Linked DNA regions of Mus musculus: regions 1, 3 and 4 are each linked to region 2. A link is a loop called in an ENCODE intact Hi-C map of the cell type or tissue named here. Cell type or tissue: heart. All regions are shown on one strand. Region 1 holds the start of Lrig1 (leucine-rich repeats and immunoglobulin-like domains 1). Region 2 overlaps Slc25a26 (solute carrier family 25 (mitochondrial carrier, phosphate carrier), member 26). Region 3 overlaps Slc25a26 (solute carrier family 25 (mitochondrial carrier, phosphate carrier), member 26). Region 4 overlaps Lrig1 (leucine-rich repeats and immunoglobulin-like domains 1).

Evidence for each region. Peaks named below come from ENCODE experiments on the same cell type or tissue, not always from the same donor. Only the 100,000 strongest peaks of a DNase experiment are listed, where the experiment ranks them.
Region 1: a loop joins it to region 2, with 1.9 times the contacts of the local background. A loop is called at or near these places in 5 of 42 quality-filtered maps.
Region 3: it touches region 2 in a loop (2.2-fold over the local background); 10 of 42 quality-filtered maps call a loop at or near these places.
Region 4: it touches region 2 in a loop (4-fold over the local background); 8 of 42 quality-filtered maps call a loop at or near these places.

Annotation. Positions count from the first base shown.
Region 1 is chr6:94,699,022-94,704,021 of GRCm38, forward strand. It overlaps Lrig1 (leucine-rich repeats and immunoglobulin-like domains 1), which reads right to left and starts at 1,124. Exons shown (of 19, transcript NM_008377.2): 1 at 441-1,124. The coding sequence starts at 664. In heart, a CTCF peak has its summit at 2,252; DNase peaks (open chromatin) are centred at 440, 1,320 and 1,830; H3K4me3 peaks cover 2,690 bases; H3K27ac peaks cover 2,643 bases.
Region 2 is chr6:94,541,392-94,546,391 of GRCm38, forward strand. All of the region lies in intron 5 of Slc25a26 (solute carrier family 25 (mitochondrial carrier, phosphate carrier), member 26), which reads left to right. Among named protein-coding and RNA genes, the nearest start is that of Slc25a26, 44 kb to the left of the region's middle. In heart, a CTCF peak has its summit at 2,684; no DNase peak of the experiment used is centred here.
Region 3 is chr6:94,598,153-94,603,152 of GRCm38, forward strand. Slc25a26 (solute carrier family 25 (mitochondrial carrier, phosphate carrier), member 26) reads left to right here. Exons shown (of 10, transcript NM_026255.5): 8 at 228-292; 9 at 1,027-1,100. Among named protein-coding and RNA genes, the nearest start is that of Mir7041, 5.8 kb to the right of the region's middle. In heart, a CTCF peak has its summit at 3,066; a DNase peak (open chromatin) is centred at 3,199; H3K27ac peaks cover 885 bases.
Region 4 is chr6:94,618,493-94,623,492 of GRCm38, forward strand. Lrig1 (leucine-rich repeats and immunoglobulin-like domains 1) reads right to left here. Exons shown (of 19, transcript NM_008377.2): 8 at 4,123-4,266; 9 at 1,761-1,841. Among named protein-coding and RNA genes, the nearest start is that of Mir7041, 15 kb to the left of the region's middle. In heart, a CTCF peak has its summit at 4,671 (motif pointing right); DNase peaks (open chromatin) are centred at 81, 261, 2,529 and 4,679; H3K27ac peaks cover 1,616 bases.

The DNA.
Region 1 (5,000 bases), 160 kb after region 2:
CACAGGCTCCTACACTCTGCCATTGCGTCCGTCTCACATGCACACAAATTCGCTCACCTCCACTCTACACACACACATATTTCGCGCTCCACAGCACTCTCACTCAGTTTCAAATCACAAACCGGTGGCTCACCTCCACGGCCCACACTCGCTGACTTCCAGACTTCACGAGGCACACTCGATCACCCTTACAGGATCACTCATGTCCTGCATCCTCTCCACAACACACGCTCGCCGCAAGGCAGGCTCCTCCAGAATCACGCTCACCTTCAAACCCCAGAAGCAGAGTCCTCTCTCCCGAGCTCCCACGCGTGACCTCCACTCGGCCACCCACAAGTCTCCCCAGCCCACAGAGCGCACTCCGCACCCTCTCCGGCTGAGCACACCAGCAGCCCCGTCTTAGTGACAGCGCCCGGACGAGAGGCAAAGGCGATACTCACAGGCTGCGCGTCCAGGAGGGCAGGTCCCGGGGCAGCGTCGCCAGCCCGCGCCCACTGCAGTCCAGCGAGTCCCCGGCGCAAGTGCAGGCGGCCGCGCAGGGGGCCCGCGGGCCAGCCTGGGCGCCCGCTGACTCCGGCCATTGCAGTAGCAGCAAGAGCAGCCAGAGCAGAAGGCGAGGCGCAAGGCGCGGGGCTCCGAGCACTCCCGGACCGGGCCGCGCCATCTTGTCTGGAACGCGCCGCGAAGCCGGGGAGCGAGGGCTGCGAGGTGCGGGCGGCCGCGGGCGCGGGCTGCGCTCGGAGCTAGGCTCCGCGCCGGGACATGGACGCCCGACTCCAGTCGGCTCCGGGGCCGCGGCGCTCAGCCGGCACGCTCTGCCCGGGCCGCTTCGCAGCACCCTGCGGGGACCGCCACCCCCGCGCCCATCCGGGCCGAGCCCCGCGCGCGGCGAACTCTGTGGAGTCCCGCAGTGAGTGCCCGGCCGCCGCTGCTCGTCCTTCCCGCCGCGCTGAGAGTCGCCTTCAGAGCTCGGGCGCACGCCGAGAGCCGCCGCCTCTGAGGACTGAAAACGCTTAGCCTCGGCCTCTGCGCGTGGCGCGGGCGGGCATCTCACTGAGGGCGCTGAGCTGATGATAGCCGTGGACCCCACGCGCCTGCCCGTCCCGGAGCGGCCGGAGCGCACCGTGCCTCAGCGCTGCGAACAATCAGCGGCCAGCCGCTCCGCGGTCCAGCCCCGCGGCCCCAGGCCCCGCCCCGGCTGCTCGCCCTCACACACCCCTCCGATGGGGCCCCGGGGCGCAGATCGGCCCACGTTGGCTGCAGGGCTACAGCATTACGCCCCGCCCTGCCCGTTGCTCATTGGCTCCTGGAGCGCCTTTTTGGCGTCCTAACCCATAAGAGCGCTCGCTCCCTGAGGTCCCGCCTCCGCTCGCTTTTCCCACCCAAGGTGTGAAAGGCGGGGACGGGGCGGGGAAAAGGAGAGGCGTGCTGCCTCCTCTTAAAGGAGACTTGTAGGGTTTTGGCTACCAAGTACCAGAATCTGGAAAAGTGGCCTAAGCTTCGGTCCATTGAGCCTAGGAGAAGAGAGAAAGTTTGTAATCCACGGGTTTGGGAGCTATCTGGACCCAAGGTTTATTCTGCTCTCCTAAACTAAAAACATCATGGTGGATTTACAGCAAACGAGCACCCTTTTTCAGGTGCCTTGCAAAAGAAAAAAAAAAAAGATTTAAAACTTGCTTTCATGAGTTTCTCAGCTATTTCCTCAGAGGTGGGGCCCCCTTTCCCATCTGTGCTCCACACTCGTTCTTCTTGATATCTTTAATCCAGAAATGTGTCCTTGACTACCGAAATGACTGTGTGCTGCAGAAATTGAATCTTGAGGGCACGCCCACTTCCCCGCCCCTAGTTAGTTGAAGGATAGTTCGGGAAGTGCTCTGGACTTGGATAAAGGGGGTTGCTGTGGTGGTGTGTTTTGTTATTGAAAATCAGTGCCTTTAAAATACAATTTCCAAGAAATTATCCGTGACGTGCTCTTTATAGACAGTGAGAGAGGTGGGGGGAGGGAGAGAGGAGAGAGAGAGAGAGAGAGAGAGAGAGAGAGAGAGAGAGAGAGAGAGAGAGAGAGAACCTGTTAGTTTGGCAAACACGGATCAGAATAGATTGATAGCCGCCATGTGAAACAGTGCTTGGACATAGGCGAGCACACGCGCGCGAACACACACACACTTAATGGAGTGGGGCGGGGGGGCGGGGGGAAGAGATTAGCACTGTAATACATATCTGCCGCCTCTGGGCGGTTTGACTTGCTGATGTCCGAACTGCACACAGGGTCAGGGAAACTAAGGCGCTGGAGTCTTCTGGAAAACATTTGTTCCAGCACGGTTAAATCTAACTTAGGCTTTATAGAAAGGGAGTAGGAACGCTGTTCATCGGGAAGAAAAACACCGAACAGTTAAAGGGATTTCATTACATGTTTGACATATTCAAGAAATACGATTTGATGCTAAACGTGGCTGTCCCTCAAGTTTTGCTTTTTTTTTAAACCAAAATTGGACCTGTATTTAGTAGTCAGGTGATTGTTGCCTAGCTGTCTGTGCTTTCTGTCTCTTTCTTTCCTTGCCTTCTTTCTTCCTTCTTTTTTGATTGTTTGAGTCTCATCATGTAGCCCAGACTCCCTCAACCTTATTATGCTCCTGTTTCAGTCTTCTGGAACAACTGGCATTACAGGTGTGTGCAGCATGCCCGGCTTTGTTTGCCATTCTTTTCATCCTTACACCAGCCTTCCCTTTCTCCTGATTGCCTACACTATAGAGCAATGCTGTTGGGTTTCTCTCCCATTTTCTGTATATCTCAGAAGTGATGGTGAAGCAGTGTCCACACGTGCATAAATTAAGCCAAATGTAATACCTCAGAAATCTTAACAGGAAAGCTCCAACTAGTATCTGTGTGCACATGCACGCATGAGCAGGAACATATGTGCTACACATGCAGTCCACATTAGCATACACCTTCCAACTGGATAAGGAGAAACAGGTCTCCTTGTTTTCATGCCCTTGGGTAGAAATAGGAAGCTGGGGAATGGAATATACAAGAGCTGCAAATTGGAGTCCTCTATCATGGTGCTTACGAATTTCAAGACAAAATAGTACACTTTAAAGATTCCTTTTATTTTTAATTGCATATGTGTGTGCATGTACGTATGTCTGTGAGTATGTATATGGGCATGAGTGCAGGACATCCAAGGAAGCCAACAGCCACTGTAGCTTAACACAGGTAGTTGTAAACCACCTGACATGGATGCTGGAAACGGAATTCTCTACAAGAGGAATACTTAACCACTGAGAAATCTCTCTGCCCCCCACCTTCTTTTTCTTTGAAACAACATCTCACTATATAGTGAGGCTAGCACCAAACTTGCAGCAATCCTCCTGCCTCGGCATCCCAAGGGCTGGGACAAAAGAGTAATTTAGACCAGTAGGATGGTAGAATGAGAGAGCAATTTGATCGTTGAAACTCACAAGGTGGAAGGAGAGAGCAGATTCCTGCAGGCTATCCTTGGCCTCCACACATGAGCACGCACGCGCGCACGCGCGCGCGCACACACACACACACACACACACACACAAATCTAATTTAAATTTTTATTTTAAATTTGTAATGATTTTTTTTTAAATTTATGTGTATGTGTGTTTTGCCTACATATGTCTGGGCAACACATGCATGCCTGGTGCCCACAGAGGTCAGAAGTGATAATCATATCCCCTGGCACTGGAATTACAGACAATCTTTAAACAAAAGAATTATTTAATGCAGAATGCTTGTGATCAGCTCTCCCTTAAAGAAACTTGCCAGGTCATCCCCACCCTGCCCCTGCATCAAGCAGCATAGTACACACAGTTCATCACAAGTCATGAAACCTGGCTGGAGATGACCTTCAGGCTGGTCACCACAGTAGAGTGTTCCAAAAGGTTCTCAAACGCTGTGGGTGGGACTATGAGATGCACTTGGGAACTCCTGGCATCCTAGAGGACAAGGTTTGAGAATCTGCAAGGTAATTTGCCCACAGGTGTACAGCATCCCCTGTGGTCTGGTTACCACACCACCAGAGAAGAGGATTCCAAACAGAGGGAGTGAGTCTTGGGGGGAATGGGGCGCCTGAGCCTTGGCAGTTCTTCTCGTCTACAGCAAAGCATGAAGTCATGTCTGCTCCTCACACCATGTATGGAAGTCTGCCCACATACTAGCAACCTGCATGCGATTGCACCAAGAGTGTGGGCTGGAGAGCAGAAATCCAGCTTAGGAAAGAATCGTCTGTAGCTACAACCGAAGATCAGGAAGAGAACACCAAGGGGGACTTTTAAGGAAAGCTACCTGCTAGAACAGGTCACGGTCCTTCCAGCAAAGAGCTGGTCCTCATTTTTAATCTGTGCTTTATCTTTTTTATTTATTTAATCTAGTGCTTTAATTTTTTTAACAGTGTCTCATACACTCCAGGGTAGTCTAGAACTTAATAGGTAACAAAGAATCGCCTTGAGCTCCTGATTCGCCTGCCCCTGCCTCCTGAGTACTTGAGTCATCTATAGAAGCTTTCTAGATTTTACAGTTTGCAGAAACCAATGCCCAGAACCAACACCCCTAAGAATCAGTCAAGGTTTCTTGCATCCAAAAGTCTCAGCAATACATCATGCTAATCCCAGTGCTAGAAGCCCAGAATTAGCAAACTGCACTGAGAAACACACACACACACACACACACACACACACACACACACACACACACACAAAACAGTATAGGAAAGGAGCCAGCAAGCTGACTCTGTGGGCAAAGGCACTTGAGGCACAAGCCTGAGGACTTAAGCTCTAACCCCAGAATCCATATAGAGGGAGAAGGGGAGAATCAACTCCACAAGGTTGTCCACTGACCTCGACATGTGTGCTGTGGCATGAGCATACACCACCCCCAACCTCCACATACTTTTTTTTTTAATCAGAAAAGCAGGTTGATCATGGGGATTGTTTGAAAAGTCCAACTTTCAAGAGTCAGAATTATGGCTTCTTGGT
Region 2 (5,000 bases):
TTCATCGCTGGAGGGTGAGGCAGTTCTGACTGGGGCTGAAACAGCCAGGCTCTTCTGCTGCTGCCCTGCGTTGTTATGATCTGTACAATTGCTAGGCAGTGAAACTCCAACTTGGAGATACTTTTCCAAGACATGAATTTTCTTAACCCTTAGAAAAACTGTTTTTTGTAAGTGTGGCTTTGTTGGAGCAGGAGTGCTGTGGGCACTCAGTGTGGCTTTGTTGGAGCAGGAGTGCTGTGGGCACTCACTGTTGTGCATCACAAAGATTATCAGACGCAGTGGCCAGCAGCCTTTCCAAACTTTTAATGCAATGTTGTCCTTCAGTTACAATTGAGTGCAAACACACCGAGCCTGATTTTAATCCTCCAGAATTCATTTTATTAACTATGTCCAAATAGAACATCTGTTTAAATTCCATAATGCTGGCTTCATGGGAAAAGAAAGGGAAATCCCTATTTGGCCTTGGATTTTGTCCATTGCTTTCTCAGTCAGCAAACGTGTACTAAGACATTCGTATTAGTGGGAATGTTAAACAAATGAAACACGAAGTTTCCCCTTTAATCACAGAGCTTTATAAGATGAGTCACTTATTGCATTTGCATTGTTGTAGCTTCTGTAGAAATCTGTGAAGAGTGGAGGACGGTTCATTCAGTTAATCCTTTACTGCAAGATTTGACGTCACCGTCCTTGACCTTAGCCTACAGTTTGTATCTTCTCATCACAAGCAGTTTTAAGCAGAACAATTTAGTAAGACGGATTTAATGTAGAGAAAATAACCTCAGCCCCCTACTCTGTGTGTGATTAGGGTTTGTTTACAGAAGCAGCTGCTTGCTACTTTTCTTATTCTTTGGATGAATTTTGCTTTTACTGTAAAGTTTCAAATTTCTTGGCCTGCCAGGTGGCTTAGCTGATGATGACCTGGCCACTTGAGTTCAATCCCTCGGACCCCCATGGTGGAAGGAGAGAACGAACTCCCATAAGCTGTCCTCTGACCTCCGTATATGAGCCGTGGCACTCAAATGTGCACACAGACATATAGGCACAATAAATAAAGTGCAATAAAAAGAATTATGGAGTCTTCACATACTTCTATGGTATATTTCATAGTTTCCCATCAGCCAACTCTTCTACATATCCATCCAGTGGAGTCAGTTTTTATATTCTGTGTCTTCTATAAGTACTCTTAATTTTTATCCTTTCTAGTTAAAGTTGCTCCTGTGGAAGGGATACACACACACACACACACACACCCCACATATATAAATCCTATTACTGTGTAAATTTACTGTTGGAAAAACTTCATAATATGATATGTCTCCCTTCCATAGGAGCAACTGCAACCTGTAAAAACAACACACACACATACACACACACACATATATATACATACACATTCATCAACACATGTATATATGTGTGTGTGTATATATATATATGTATATATATACAAACATACATATAAACACATATATGAATGAATTATTTTCTAAAATTACATACAAAAATAGTAAACAATTGTTTCATGAGGAAGATCCTTCATCATATATGTGTGGTCATTGAACATCATAGGCTGAAAAATCTTAAGTCCCATTACTGTGTAATTTTACTGTCGGAAAAATTCCATCTCATAAGAGGATTAAGAGAGAAACTATGTTTATGCATTAAGAAAATTCAGTTTGAAACAAAATATAGAAATTTTATAAGCAATTCAAGGCTGAAGGTTATTTGAAGGAACTTGAGGTTCAACAGTCTGGCCCAGACTAGCATGGGCTCATAAAGAGAAAAGTACAGTTTGAAATGGATTATGATCATGTACTTAATGTATTTTAAAATTTTTAATCTATAAAATATTAGCCTTTTTTCAGATCAGTGAGCTGAAGCTTGTGAAATTCAATAGAGCTAGCAAAGTGGTGGCACTGGAATGTGAGGTTGTGTGTGTGTGCCTTTCTGGTCCCAGATGCCTCTTGCTCACACCTCACAGATTGATCGCCTCACAGATTCTCAGTAACCTGGACAATGGCAACAGATGTGCAAGGCTTGGATCAACACCTAGGAAGTAGAATACAAATCAGTGTCCTGTGTGTGTGGCTGTGGTCTTGTGAGCGTGTGGAGGGGTGTGTGTCTATGAGTGTGGGCATGCAGGGGCACATGCTAGTGCCTGCACACAGAGGCCAGAGGAAGACCCTGAGTGTTCTATCCCTCTCTGTCCTACCCTCTTGAGGCAGCATTTGTCACTAGGCTGGCAGCCAGCAAGTGCCACTGATTTTCCCGTCTGTCCCCCAGTGGCACTGGGGTTAGAGGCAAGCATGTGGCTGTGCCCTGATTTTTTCTTTTTATTATTTGCATGAGTGCTGGGGACTCAGGAGCCATTCCTAGAGCACAGTTTTTGAATTGTAAAGACTTCTAAAAGATAAAAATTAGGCATTAATGCTTGCTTCAGCATCTTCCCTCCTGTAATCCTCACTAGACTTCCTGGACGCCCCTCCTCTTTCCCTCTCTGGGTGTCATCGTGTATAGTAGGTGGGAAAGGTGATGCTCAAGCCTTGAGATGGCTTTGGCACATAGCCAAGTGCATTATGTAATGGCAGAAAAGAAGAAACCAGTAGGAAAGGGGTATTCTCGCCTTTCAAAGTGCTGCATTTGATGGCTGGGCTTGCTCTGAAGCTTGTGATATATAATGAAGCACTAGAGGGTGCCCAAGGCCTGTGTTTTAAATGTGAAGTGAGAACTCTCCACAGGCAGGAAGCTTGGCCTTGTTCACCTGGCTTCAATAAAAGTGGTTCACGTTGGAAAATGCATTTTTTTTTAACTTTGCTACATACATGCTCAGACTATTTTTTTTTAAAGACAGTATCAATTGGTAGAGTGCTTACCTGATATAGAGCTGATGTTTGAGTCCCAGAACTGCATAAAATTGGGTGTAGTAGTATGCCTGTAATACCCAAACTGGTGACAGACACAGTATGACCCTGAGTCCAGTTTGAGGGCAGCCTTGGATACATGAAACACTTAAAAAAACAAACAAAACCAACCAACCAACCAACCAAAACCCAAAAAACAAAAATGAAATGCAAATGAAGACATTCCCTCCTTATCTAGAGCAGGCTGTTCTCAGACTCAGTCCCCCTGTTTCAGCCTACTAACCCAACCCAAAGAAAAATGTCCCTGATTTCAGTGTGATCATGGGGAAACTTCATACAGGCCCAGACAGGCAGGTGCGTGAACTTGTCAAGTCTTGATGAAAGGCCTGCCTGAGCTCAGAGCTCGGAGCCTCTAGAGGCTGGTGGGAGGTGGCTTTGGGGCCTGGAACAGGCGAATGTGAAGTTCAGCTGAGAGCTACAGTTTAGCAGCTAGGGTTTGTGTACTGGCCTCTGTTTGCAGCACCAGTGGGGGCTTTGTTCTCTATTGTAGTTACTGTTGTTTTTCCACACTAGGAAAAAGCCTTCAAAGATTAGTCTGGAGCCAGCAGCAGAATATGTGTGGACTCTATCCCATCCTAATGACTTTTATAAATCTTTTTATAAATTATTTCAAAAACACAAAAGAAAAAAGCTGTGGGGCTATAGGGAGGACTCAGTGGCTAGGAGCACTGGCTGCTCTTCCAGAGGACCCAGGTTCAGTTCCTAGGACCCACATGATAACTCCAGTTCTAGGGAAATTGTCTTCTCTTCTGGCCTCCATAAGTACTAGTGATGCATGTGGTGCATAAACACACATGGCAGACAAACCACTGATCATAAAAGTAAAATAATAATAACTTTATTTTTAAAAGTTTTTTTAAAAGGGAGATCAGATTTGGGTGGTGTGTGATATAATTTAAAATAATCTTTGTTTGTTTGTTTGTTTTTCTAGACAGGGTTTCTCTGTGTAGCCCTGGCTGTCCTGGAACTCACTTTGTAGACCAGGCTGTCCTCGAACTCAGAAATCCGCCTGCCTCTGCCTCCCAAGTGCTGGGATTAAAGGCGCGCGCCACCACTGCCCGGCTGGCAAGTTAAATTTAAAACTTAATTCTTAAAAATCTTACTGTTTTGTCAACGAAGTGTGTGTAAGGCTGTAACAGAAGGAGCGGTGGCCAGCAGCCTCGCCTGCCCAAGGCCTGTACTTTTGGATGCTGTGTTGAAACATTAGCGTGTGGGATTTTTCCGTGGAAGAGAGGGTGTGATTTGCTCTGTGCTCCTCCCCAGCAGGGATACGGCTTAGCCTTCCAGATAAATGCATTTAGTTCTGTGGTGCACGTGGTATGCCTTGTTTTGACTGACAGGTCCTGTGACAGTTACCCAGTGTGTGGGGTGTCCGTTGATTTACCTTGTTGTTTGCTGAGAGCTTTTCTCCAACCCTTGCAGACACCGAGTTTAAACAGTGTCTGTAGTGTACACAGGGGTCTCTCTAATGAAGACCACAGCATCTCCTCAGACGCTGGAAGATCGTACACTGCATGTGCCTCCCCATGTCCCTCATGCTATGGAGCCACACATGTGGCGTGTCTGATGTTCTTAAGATTAGATTTGGGTTACTTTAGTTTGACTGTTTTTATACAGGCGCGACACAAATGGTAGTGTATGGCTGGCGGCAGGCAGTGCCCTGTTTAATCACTTGAGTAGGTGTTCCCCGATTTCCACATACAGATGATTCAGGTATTTGTTGTGAAGTGTTCCATGGGGTAATATTTTGAGGCTGTGTGACTCTCCTCTTCCCCAATAATCTTTCCCCTAATAGTTTTACCGTCTGCGATGCTCTTGCTTGGAACCCTTGTTCCATTGGTATTGCAAACTGATGATTTTCCTAATGCTGTCTTTTTCCTCGGAGTTTGTTAATTGGCATTCATCTGTGAAGAAGTTCTCCTCTTTTACCCCCAGATTTTAAAAAAACCATTATTTATCTTCACTGCAGTCTCATGAATTTATTTTTTTCTTTTTGGGTAACAGCTTTTTTGAGATATAATTCACATACCGTCAAATCCACTCATTTAAAGTGACACTTTAGTGGGTCTTAGTGTAGCC
Region 3 (5,000 bases), 57 kb after region 2:
AGGGCCTCACTCCTCAGCCTGAGTACCCTTCACCTTCTTTCTCCAGTACGGCAAAAGATGTGAAATAGGGAGATGAACTTGTTCACGTGTATCCTGCTCTCAACGCCGTCATGTAGACACGATGGCAAGTTATTCTGACAGTTATGTGTACTCGGCGCAGTTATGTGTAGACGTGTAGGTTACTGTCGAGTCTGGACATGTCACTGACTGCTGGGTCTTACACACAGGTGGCTTTGCAGCTGCAGTGACTACACCTCTGGACGTGGCTAAGACAAGGATCATGCTGGCAAAGGTGGGTATCAGATAATGCAGGTTCTATGCCGTGTCTGTTAGCGGAGGGTATGGGGGTGGAAGCATCGGAGAACCTGCCGGACCATTAATAACCCTGACTTTGGAAGAGCGGCTCTGTCATCGCCACCGCATGTTGGCAGCTGTCACTGTGATGGATCTGTGTGTAGCACGCTTCCATTTCTCCAGCACTCTCCCAGCTGTGCCGTGGGAGCGGCACATCTGAGGGCCCCTGCTTGCTCTTGCTGTTTTCAGATCTAAGCCTTGAGAGAGGCTGACAGGCTTCATGTTCTGAGGCAGCTGATCTGCAGAGTCAGAACTCAGGCCATGGGTCGCGGTGACCACTGAAGACAGTTGTCCATGTTGTTAAAAGGAAAACCAAACAACAAAACAAGCTCTGAGCTGAGCTTTAAGGAATTCCAGTAACATCCCTGGACCGAGTATACTCTCAGAGTACAGAGGACCAACCCTGATGACGGGGTCATTTTAAAGATAGACCCATGCAAACGTAGAAGTGCCACCCCCATCGGGCTTCCTGTTGAATAGTTACCATTAGTTTCTAGGTGAGCTATGAGAAGCTGCCCCCCCCCCGCCCCCATCCCCAAGTATTTGTCTGTATGTCTAAATGTAGGCAAGATTTCCAAGCTAACCCCAGGGCAAGCCTTGGATGAAGGTGAGGGGAGTCTGCTCAGAGAACCAGAAGGTAACGGCCCTCTCTCCCTTCCTTATCTTCCCTAGGCGGGTTCCAGCACTGCTGTGGGGAACGTGCTCTCTGCCATGCACGGGGTGTGGCGCTCACAGGGACTAGCCGGGTAAGGACAAAGCGAGCCCTCGGCTGCCTTGCCTCTTCTTCATTGGCTCTTTCTCAGGTCCCTATGCTTGCTGTGGATGAACACTTCGCCTTTGCCTTTTCTTAGGTTGCATATGTAAGATGGCACACTCGGCGACATACCATTCTAGCCACATGGTTCTCGGTCTTGTCCTTGACACTGGATGACATGCAAATGTGTGTCGTATTTTGGCTGCAGCATTGGTACAAATAAGCTCCCACCTACGCAGTGCAGACTGCCAGTGAATTAGAAGAAAGCATTTGGGGCTTGAGTAGGAACCACTGGCAGCCGTGCCTTATGATGGGCCTGCGCTCTGCACCATGGGCGTTGTTAGTGGGTAATTTTGTCACTTAAAACATCATGTGGTGGCGCACGCCTTTAATCCCAGCACTCGGGAGGCAGAGGCAGGCGGATTTCTGAGTTCGAGGCCAGCCTGGTCTACAAAGTGAGTTCCAGGACAGCCAGGGCTACACAGAGAAACCATGTCTCAAAAACCAAAAAAAAAAAAAAAAAAAAACATCATGTGCTTACACAAATGTAGATGGTGTCACCTACAGACCTGTGGAATCGGGCTCCTGGCTGCAAGTGCAGCAGGTGATACCCAGAAGATCATGGACAGTTGGAAGAGCAGTAGATATTAGTGTGTCTGGAGATACAGAAATGGAGAGATCGTGGGTTTCAGATGCACCATCATCTTATATGCAGTCTGTTTTTCTCTAAAGCGTTACCCAGCTCATCACTGCGCTGTCTGCTCCACAGTGCTCAGCCTTGGGTGGCCATTACTGTTTGGTTGCTAAGTACCTCACATTTTTTTGCATGTGGTATGCAGATGGGTGTGTGTGCCCACTAGTGTAGCCATAGAGGATAGAGGATAGAGTTTTCAGTTGGATGTCTTCCTCAGTCACACTTGAAACAGTCTCTTACTGAACCCGGAGCTCACCATTTTGACTATAGTAGGACCCGAGGACCGACCTGTTCCCTTCCCCGTCGCTGGGTTGCAAGTGAGGACCACTGCACCTGGCTTTCTGTGGTGCTGAGGATCTGAGCTTGGGTTAAGCTTGCCCTGCAAGCATGCTAATGAAGCATCTCTCCAGCCCCACATGCCTCCAAATGTCTTGCTTTAAGTCCTAAAAAGCCGTCCCTGCACACTGGTTCACCATACGGTGGTGCTGGAGCTGTGTCTATGCTGAGTTGTTAGAAAAGCGGAAGGGTTTTCTCTACGGAACGGTCTGGACATGCTGTGTGGACGTGCCTCCACCTGGAGCTGGGATGGCTGGCATTGGGAGCAGCAGCACTGTGCCCTCCTGGCCTCTTTACCTGGCATAGCCGCCCCGCTCACCCCCATGCCAGGGTACATCACTGATCACTATTTTTGTGTAACTTTGGCATTTTAAATTTCAGCTGATGGTCCGGGAAACATGGTGATGCTTTTGCCAGAGAGCAAACTCCATGTCTGTTTGAGTTTTCCAGCTGGATGCTTCAAAGTGGTGGCTGGGTGCTTTCACTCAATGTCTGCTCTGATGGTCGGAGGTGCAGATTGGATCTAACAGACAGGACTTACTGACTCTAGATGTGTCAGACATAGGAAAGGCATGGTGCTAGCTTCCGGAGTGAGTCTGCTGTTCATGGCTGACCCCGCGTGAGGAATAAGAACATATTAGTTGTTAATTTGGGTACGAATTTGACACTGAACAAAGATGGAATGAGGAGGGACATGGGTTGTGTGCCCCATATGCATTATTTGAGAAGCCTCTTAGGAAAGCAGTGGCTGCGCTCACGAGGCAGCAGCTGGTGACAGTGACTTTTGACATCCTGAAGGCCAGCTGCCAGATTGTGTGGTGACTTAGCTGGGCCCCTGACTATACTGTTGTGGGGCTGCAGCCCATTTGCCAGTGTCGAGAAAGTGGTGACAAGAAAGGACACACTGGATGAGGCAGTGCCCCGCTGTGGCCACCGCATGCTGCTGGGTAGATGATGCAAGAGCGGCCTTCCCTGTCCAGGTCATGGCACACACTTGACTATAACTAAGCAGTGCCAGAGGAAAGACAGCAAAACAGGCCAAGGGTGTGTGTTTGTTCTGACCCAGCCTTGGTGCTGAAAGGTAGCTTGGATTTTTGGCTCGTCTTCTGAGTCTCCAGTCTTGGACTCTGGTCACCTTGTCCAGGGCAGCACTGAACAGCATGTTCCCAGCAGCAGTGGCCACCCCTGAGCATACAGCAACTCCAGCCCCTCTAGTGAGCAAGTGATTGGACCAAGAGACAAATGAAAACTACTGGTCCCTTTCTGGGCAGGTGGCTCAGCCTACTTCCTCTGTGGCAGTGCCAGATAGAGCCACCACTGTCTGTGCCCCCTGCCCTGCACACACACTAAGCCTATCAAGTCTACATAACTCCCAGCAGCCCCTCCCACCAAGGAACCTGATGCTATCTCAGAGGAGATGGTAGGGAGCCACGCTGGAGGGCAGACTGGGGTTAGCCCAGAAGCTGCAGGGCAGAGGGGAGGTCCACTTGTCCTGGATTGCCCCTGGCTGATCCCCTGAACGTTTTCCCTTGAATATGCCCTTTATGTACTCGCTGCTGCTGGGAGCTCCTGCTTATCCTGTCACCTGTTGTCCCTGGAACACAACCTGCCCTACTCACAAGTCTGCCTGTAAGCAGAGGTGGAACCCCTCCCCCCTACAAAACCTCCACTTTAAGGAGGCTGCAGTCTGTTGGTCATCTGTGACGCTGTAACTGCTCCCATCTGTCTCTGGCCTCTGCTGAGCTGGGTAGTGGCAAAGCTGAGGGAGACTGACCTCCAAGCCCAGCTCAGTGTCTCCAGGCCTGCCTTCTATATGGTAGGTGCCTTGTTTGCCACTTCCTGGGCCAGGCTAGCTGACCCAAGAGCCTCCGGGACTTCCTGTCACTACAGGAGCACTGGGGTTACTGCAGAGCTGCCACGCGCAGCCTCACGAGGTTTCTAGACATTTGAACTCAGGTCTTGCTCGCTTTACCCACTAAGCTATTCTCTCTAGCTCCCTAAGTAGCTTAGCAAGAGGGGTCCCACTATGTAAAGTCCTTGCTTTCTTCTGTGCTGCCTGCTAGAGGTGGGAGGGGCAGCGGATCTCTTCCACTGGCTGTGTAGGGCATGGGCTGTGTATCCAGCAGAGATTCCTGTCAGCTTTCTTCATTAGCTTCCACTTAGCTTAGCACAAAGGCTTTCCCACATCTTTAAAAGGCATGAGCATTGTTATAATAAAACACTTGCCCTATACCCAAAGCCTCTCCACGAGTGTGCACACATAGACATCAAACTGGTTCTTTCCTTGTCCAGGGATCGAACTTGGGTTATCCATCAGTCTTGACAGCAAGTGCCTTTTCCCACCGAGGCAGCCCAAGTTCTGGCTTCTAAGTTTGTCTTTCTGCATATAGAAGCACTTTTCTGGGTAACAGGGTTTCAGTAGAAATAAGATCAGGCTTTCTGTCTGTCACTCTCTCACTCCCACTGCCTCTGTAGAAAGCAGTAATTTACAGCCTAGGACTTGCCCTGTGTTCATCAGCCCAGCGACCATGGGGATGGTAACCTTTTAGGGTTGGGGCTTCTGTCTTGTTCTCTCCAGCTGTGCGCCACTCTGTTTTCACAATGCTGTCTCATCTGGCCAGGTAAGGTCACTAGTAGATTACTTCAGTAATGTCACGATGGATATTTGAAATTTCCTGGGCCTCTGGAGAATGGCTTCCTGACACCACTGTGGTGTTCTGACTGGATTGGGGATGGGACACCTGAGAATCTCGAACTGACACTGTGAGGCGCTCCACCTTTACCACAGTCATGTGACTCTGGCGTCCTTATTTCGATTGAACAAGAAAAAGGGAGTCCACAAAGATTCATCATCCCCTTCTT
Region 4 (5,000 bases), 77 kb after region 2:
CACCATGAGGCCTCCTAAGTCCTGTTTCATTACAGATTCTGGCCCCAGGGGCCCCTGTGGTCAGTTCAGCCTTAGACAAAACCTACTGTTTCCTGACTTAGGGCAAACAGCCAATGGCCCTTCTATCTCCCCTCTCTCTCACAGGCAATCTGGGTGGACAAGAAAACAATCTCATCCTGAAAAGACTTCCACAACTCGCAATCTGGAATTCTAAAATAAACCAAATGCCAGAAGCCCAGTGGCCATGTTCACTTTGGCTCCTTAGCCACAAAACTAGCAGCAAATAACAGCTCACGGGGCACTGAACCCCAGTGCCTGCGAGTCTGCCAGCTCCTGCACTTACTCAGATCCCACAAGCAGGGTACCATGTGCTCCGGGGCCTAGTAAAAACAAGCTGAGCTGTTTAGTGAAATCTCCTGTAAACCAGATCTAGGAAAAGCTGTGCCTTGTTTCATCCATTAAATATTAGTCACGTTGACCTCTTACAGTGAGGGCAGGCTGTTACTTCTAATGGTGACAACAGCAATAAAACAAATTCTCAAATTCTCAATTACACAGTGCCAATCATACCACTGATAGGCTCAAACAGGCCCTGACCTCCTCTCAGCACACATCGGTGCCTCCCTGGACTGGAAGGGTGCTCCAGGGAAGAGGTGGCTAGCCTGACCTCCCTGCTAAGGACTCAGACAGGCAGTGATCTCAGATGTCACCTCTTACACATCTGGCCAGCCCAGCGTAGGCTCCCAAAAGCCATTTCAGTGCTTGCTAAAGCAAGCACAAAGGCACCATGGGTGTACAGAGTGCGGAACGTGTCATGGTCGGCTTTGTATTCACGGCCTTGGAAGGAGCCATGGCATGGACAAGCCTTCCTCACAATGTGGAGTGCCCATCCTGACAGGAAGCCAGGGTCCCACTTCTGTGTACTCTACCTATCCCCCTTTACGTGTGCCCTACACAGAACACCCTCTTCCCCTCCTGATCAATGTCAGAGGTGGACAGGGGTCGGGCGGGGGCTGCTTCTACACAGGTCGCTCGAGGTTCTCTTGAAGTTCTTCTGTGAGGTCCAGAAATGCCCCCTCCCTCACAAGCTGGCATGGACAGGCCCCCAGCAGCAGAACTGCAGAGCATTCTGCAACTTGGGCAAGAGAACAAGTATACCATATCCAGGGGTACAAATCCGAACCTGCCACCTGCCAGGTCCTGGGCTAGTTCCCTTCACTTGTCTCTGGAGCTCTAAAGGCTGCATAATGGAGCCTGCACACAGACATGTACCTACTACAGCAGTGGACGAATTCTAGGAGGGCAGGACAAAGACTCTCCAAACTGAATTCAAAGTAGCTATGACTAGTGCTCTTGGTGATGGCTGCTTCTACTTGTGATTATAATTAGCAACAAAAAGACTGACAAGAGCCTCAATACTACTGAAAGGTACTTCACACATCTCTAGAAACTAAAGAAGGCAGCAACACCCCTCTGTGCAGAGGACAGAACATATAGGTGCTTTCAGATGGGCTGTAAACAGGACCAAGCCCAGCAGCCCTAAGGACCACCACACACTGACAGTATGAAGACTGTGAGAGTGGCCTGTGAGCCACTGCGGATTCCTCACTGTAGCCCTCAGCCTCTTCTCTGCACACAGCAGAAGGCCTGCTGCTGTCCTCTGTGGTCCCAGGACACAGGAGACTCAGGGGAGCTGCATGAGTGGCACCCCTGCATCCCAGAGCTTGCGGAACCGCACACTCCCAGTCTGAAATACTCACAGCTTGCTGAGGTTGTCAAGCCCCGTAAAGGCACCACTGGTATCCTCGATTGTACCCGAGATCTCGTTATGGTCCAGGTCCCTAAGAAGGAAACAGAAGGCAAGTTCACCCACTATCTTAAGCTCTGCCTTTGTTCTCCACCATGAAGGGAGACCAGCCCCACACCCAGGCTTTCACTAGGAGCCGCAAAGCATCCAGGTGCACCCCAGGGGGCCCAGCAGCATGCATTGCCAGGAGAAGTATGGCCCTGAGAACGTCCTGTTGTTCTTTTTTGTGTACTATCAGCATGACCTTGCTTCTGCTGCTTCCAACAAAGCCAGCCCGCCCACCAACCAATCTGGCTGGCCTCAGGGAGGGAAATAGTAGAGACAGCACAAGAAGAAGCCAGGCTTGCACACACCTCTCTGAAGCAGACCTCTAACCCAAAAGATTCCTAACCATTTCTGTCTACTCTTAGCCACAGTCCTCTCTCGGGTTCAACCAGGACACTGGAAGGCACGTGGAAGGAAGAGGTGGCGGCGAAGGAGCTGGGCCCTGATGTTCCTCCAGGCCGGCCTGGAAGCCTAGGGCCTGCACCCTGCTCCTCGTGAGGCTTATGTAGCACTGGATACTGAGCCAGAGCACACATCTGGGTGCTGAGTCAATCTTGTGACCCACTTGCCAGGACAGGAAAAAGGAGGCCAACTACTCGGCCCCAGGCTGTCTGGATATGGTCAGTGCTTCAGCTTCCTCCCTGAGCTTCCAAGGGCAGGTCACGCTGCCCAGCCACACGCACCTGGCAGCCAGACCCCTACTCTCACATTCACTCTTTCCAATTTTTCACAGAGCCCTGGTCCCTGCACATCCCCTGCACGAGTCCCTGCAGATATGGCCAAGGACAGAAAGGGATGCAGCTCTTGGCTCTGGGAAGACGCTGGAAAGTCATTGCCAGCTGGGAGTGGAGCTGGGACGAAAGTACACAATGCTTGCTCTGACCTTCACTTTCCAGCATGAAGCTAAAAGAGAATGTGCTGCTGGAAGGGACCTCTGCTCTCAACGAGTCCCACCCTGTCATCTTTAGACTGAGTACAGCAGAGACTGCGGTTCTGTGTGCCTGTCTTCCTGCTCTGGGCCTTGCCTGCCAAATTAGTCCTCTCTTTCTGGCCTGCTCAGCTTGAATGTTTCTGGCCTTTCTGTCCGGGCCTCGGAAGGGCTCACAGACTGACCTGGGCTCGGATAGCTTGCTTGGCACTAGCTCCCCATCCCTGACTCAAACCTGAAGCCCACTCTGCCTGGTGCAAGTGCAGAGGCCTCCCTCCAGGCACAACGACAGGCTTGCTCCCCCAGCAGACCAGGCTGCAGAAGAAAGCTGTGGAACTGCTACCACTATCTGTGGAAGACTGTGTGCCCTTCTGGGGGGTTTTAGACTGAAGGCTGCTAGGAGACAGCCTAGCGTTTACAAGTGAAAAAAGTTCTATGAAAAGTCCCAGAAAAGCACCCTCAGCAGCTTCTAGCAGCCTCACCCATCTGACCCTTCAAAGGACATGGTATTCTCACTTTCTCTTTCTTACACCACTCCTGAATGAGGACAAGGACACAGGACCCTCACTTCTATCTTGGATACCAGGTCCACTAAAGAGCTTCAAAGAAAGAGCAGAAAAGTAGCCATGGTACTGAGTTACAGAAAACAATACATAGGATTTAAGAACGGAAGACAGGACTGGGGGTGTGGCTCAGTAGAAGAGAATTTGCCTATTACACATAAAGCTTTGGGTTTGATCCATAGAAACCTTAGGAAAAAATTCTCAAAACGTACATCCAGGCCTGGAGGCTCACATACCTGTAATCCTAGCCCTTGATGCAAGAGGATGGCCACAAGTTCAAGGCCAGCCTCAATATATGAGCTTGAGGCTAACCTGAGCCAGAGAACCCAGTCTTTAAAAGCAAATGAACAAAACCACTACCATACCCTCTCTAAAAGAGAAATAAATGAGAGGTCACAACCAAAAGAATGGAGCAGAGACATGCAGGACTGTGTGAATGTTGCTGCAGATACCCTATGTAGAAATGCTTTTCCAGACCCACCCATCCCATCCGGCCAAGTGTACTGAGAACTATTGATAACAGTGATTTTTCAAGAGTCCTCATCCTGCAATAGGCACCACTGTGGGAAAGGAAGGATTTTTCTGCTCAGTAAAGGAAGGATTTAACTGTTCAGCAGTTATTTTTGGTTCTAGTCCTTGTTCCTGTTGCAGACCAGCTTACAGCCCAATTCTGACTACAAGCCAGCAAGAGGGAATCTCAACAAAGCAAGTGCTTTGCTGTGTGCTCTCCCATCTGGGGACCCCCTTCATGCTGTCACCCTCAAAAGCACAATTCTTACAAGACCCGCAGACTCTTGAGTCCCTTGAAGGCGCCTTCAGCAATGTGACTGATGGCGTTGTGACTGAGGCGCAGGATACTGAGGCTGCTCAACTCCGCTAGACTCTCCTCATCCAGCCGCGTGAGGTTGTTGAAGGACAGAATCCTAAGGAAGAAAGAAGAAGACAAATGTCACCACTGAGCAGCTATGTGGGTGCCCTATTCTCTCTTGTCTTCAGTTGTGTCTCATGCCACAACTGGCCTGACCTCCCTGGAGACAGGAGACTGAAGCATGTCCACAGGACTCCTGCTGTCAGAAGACCATCAGGTCAACAATCACCTAGTTTGATAACTATCATGCAAGCCATGAAACCAGTACCACAGAGCTGAGAACTACCGCTTACATACACTGTAAAAACCTGTCATACAACCCAAATCCCAAGGCGCCAAACCCCTCCACTGCATGTCTTGGTGTAGGAAATGAAGGACCTATCTTGATGGAGACTGACACAACAGAACCTGGAATTCTGTACTGAGCAACTGAGCCACAGCTACACTTGCTGTATCAGCCAGCAGAGGGCACCATGAGCCACTGCCTGGGACAGCCACACCAGGGGAAGACCCTGACACTAAAGGCTCAGGCTGTGACTTGTACACCGCTCAACAGGGATTGGGCGCCAAAGCATACCTTTTGCTAGAACCAAACCCCCTTCCTAGCACTACTGCAGGTGTGCACTACACTGGGTAGGTTTATGTAACATTAGTTATCTATGGTTGGAAATGTTAAGTCTGGACTGGTACAAAAGGAACAAAAATGAATTGGTGGAAGATTAATGCAGTTTTAAAGGTGACAGTGACCATATTCTGTCCCTATTAAGAGAAATATGTCACAGTGTCTAT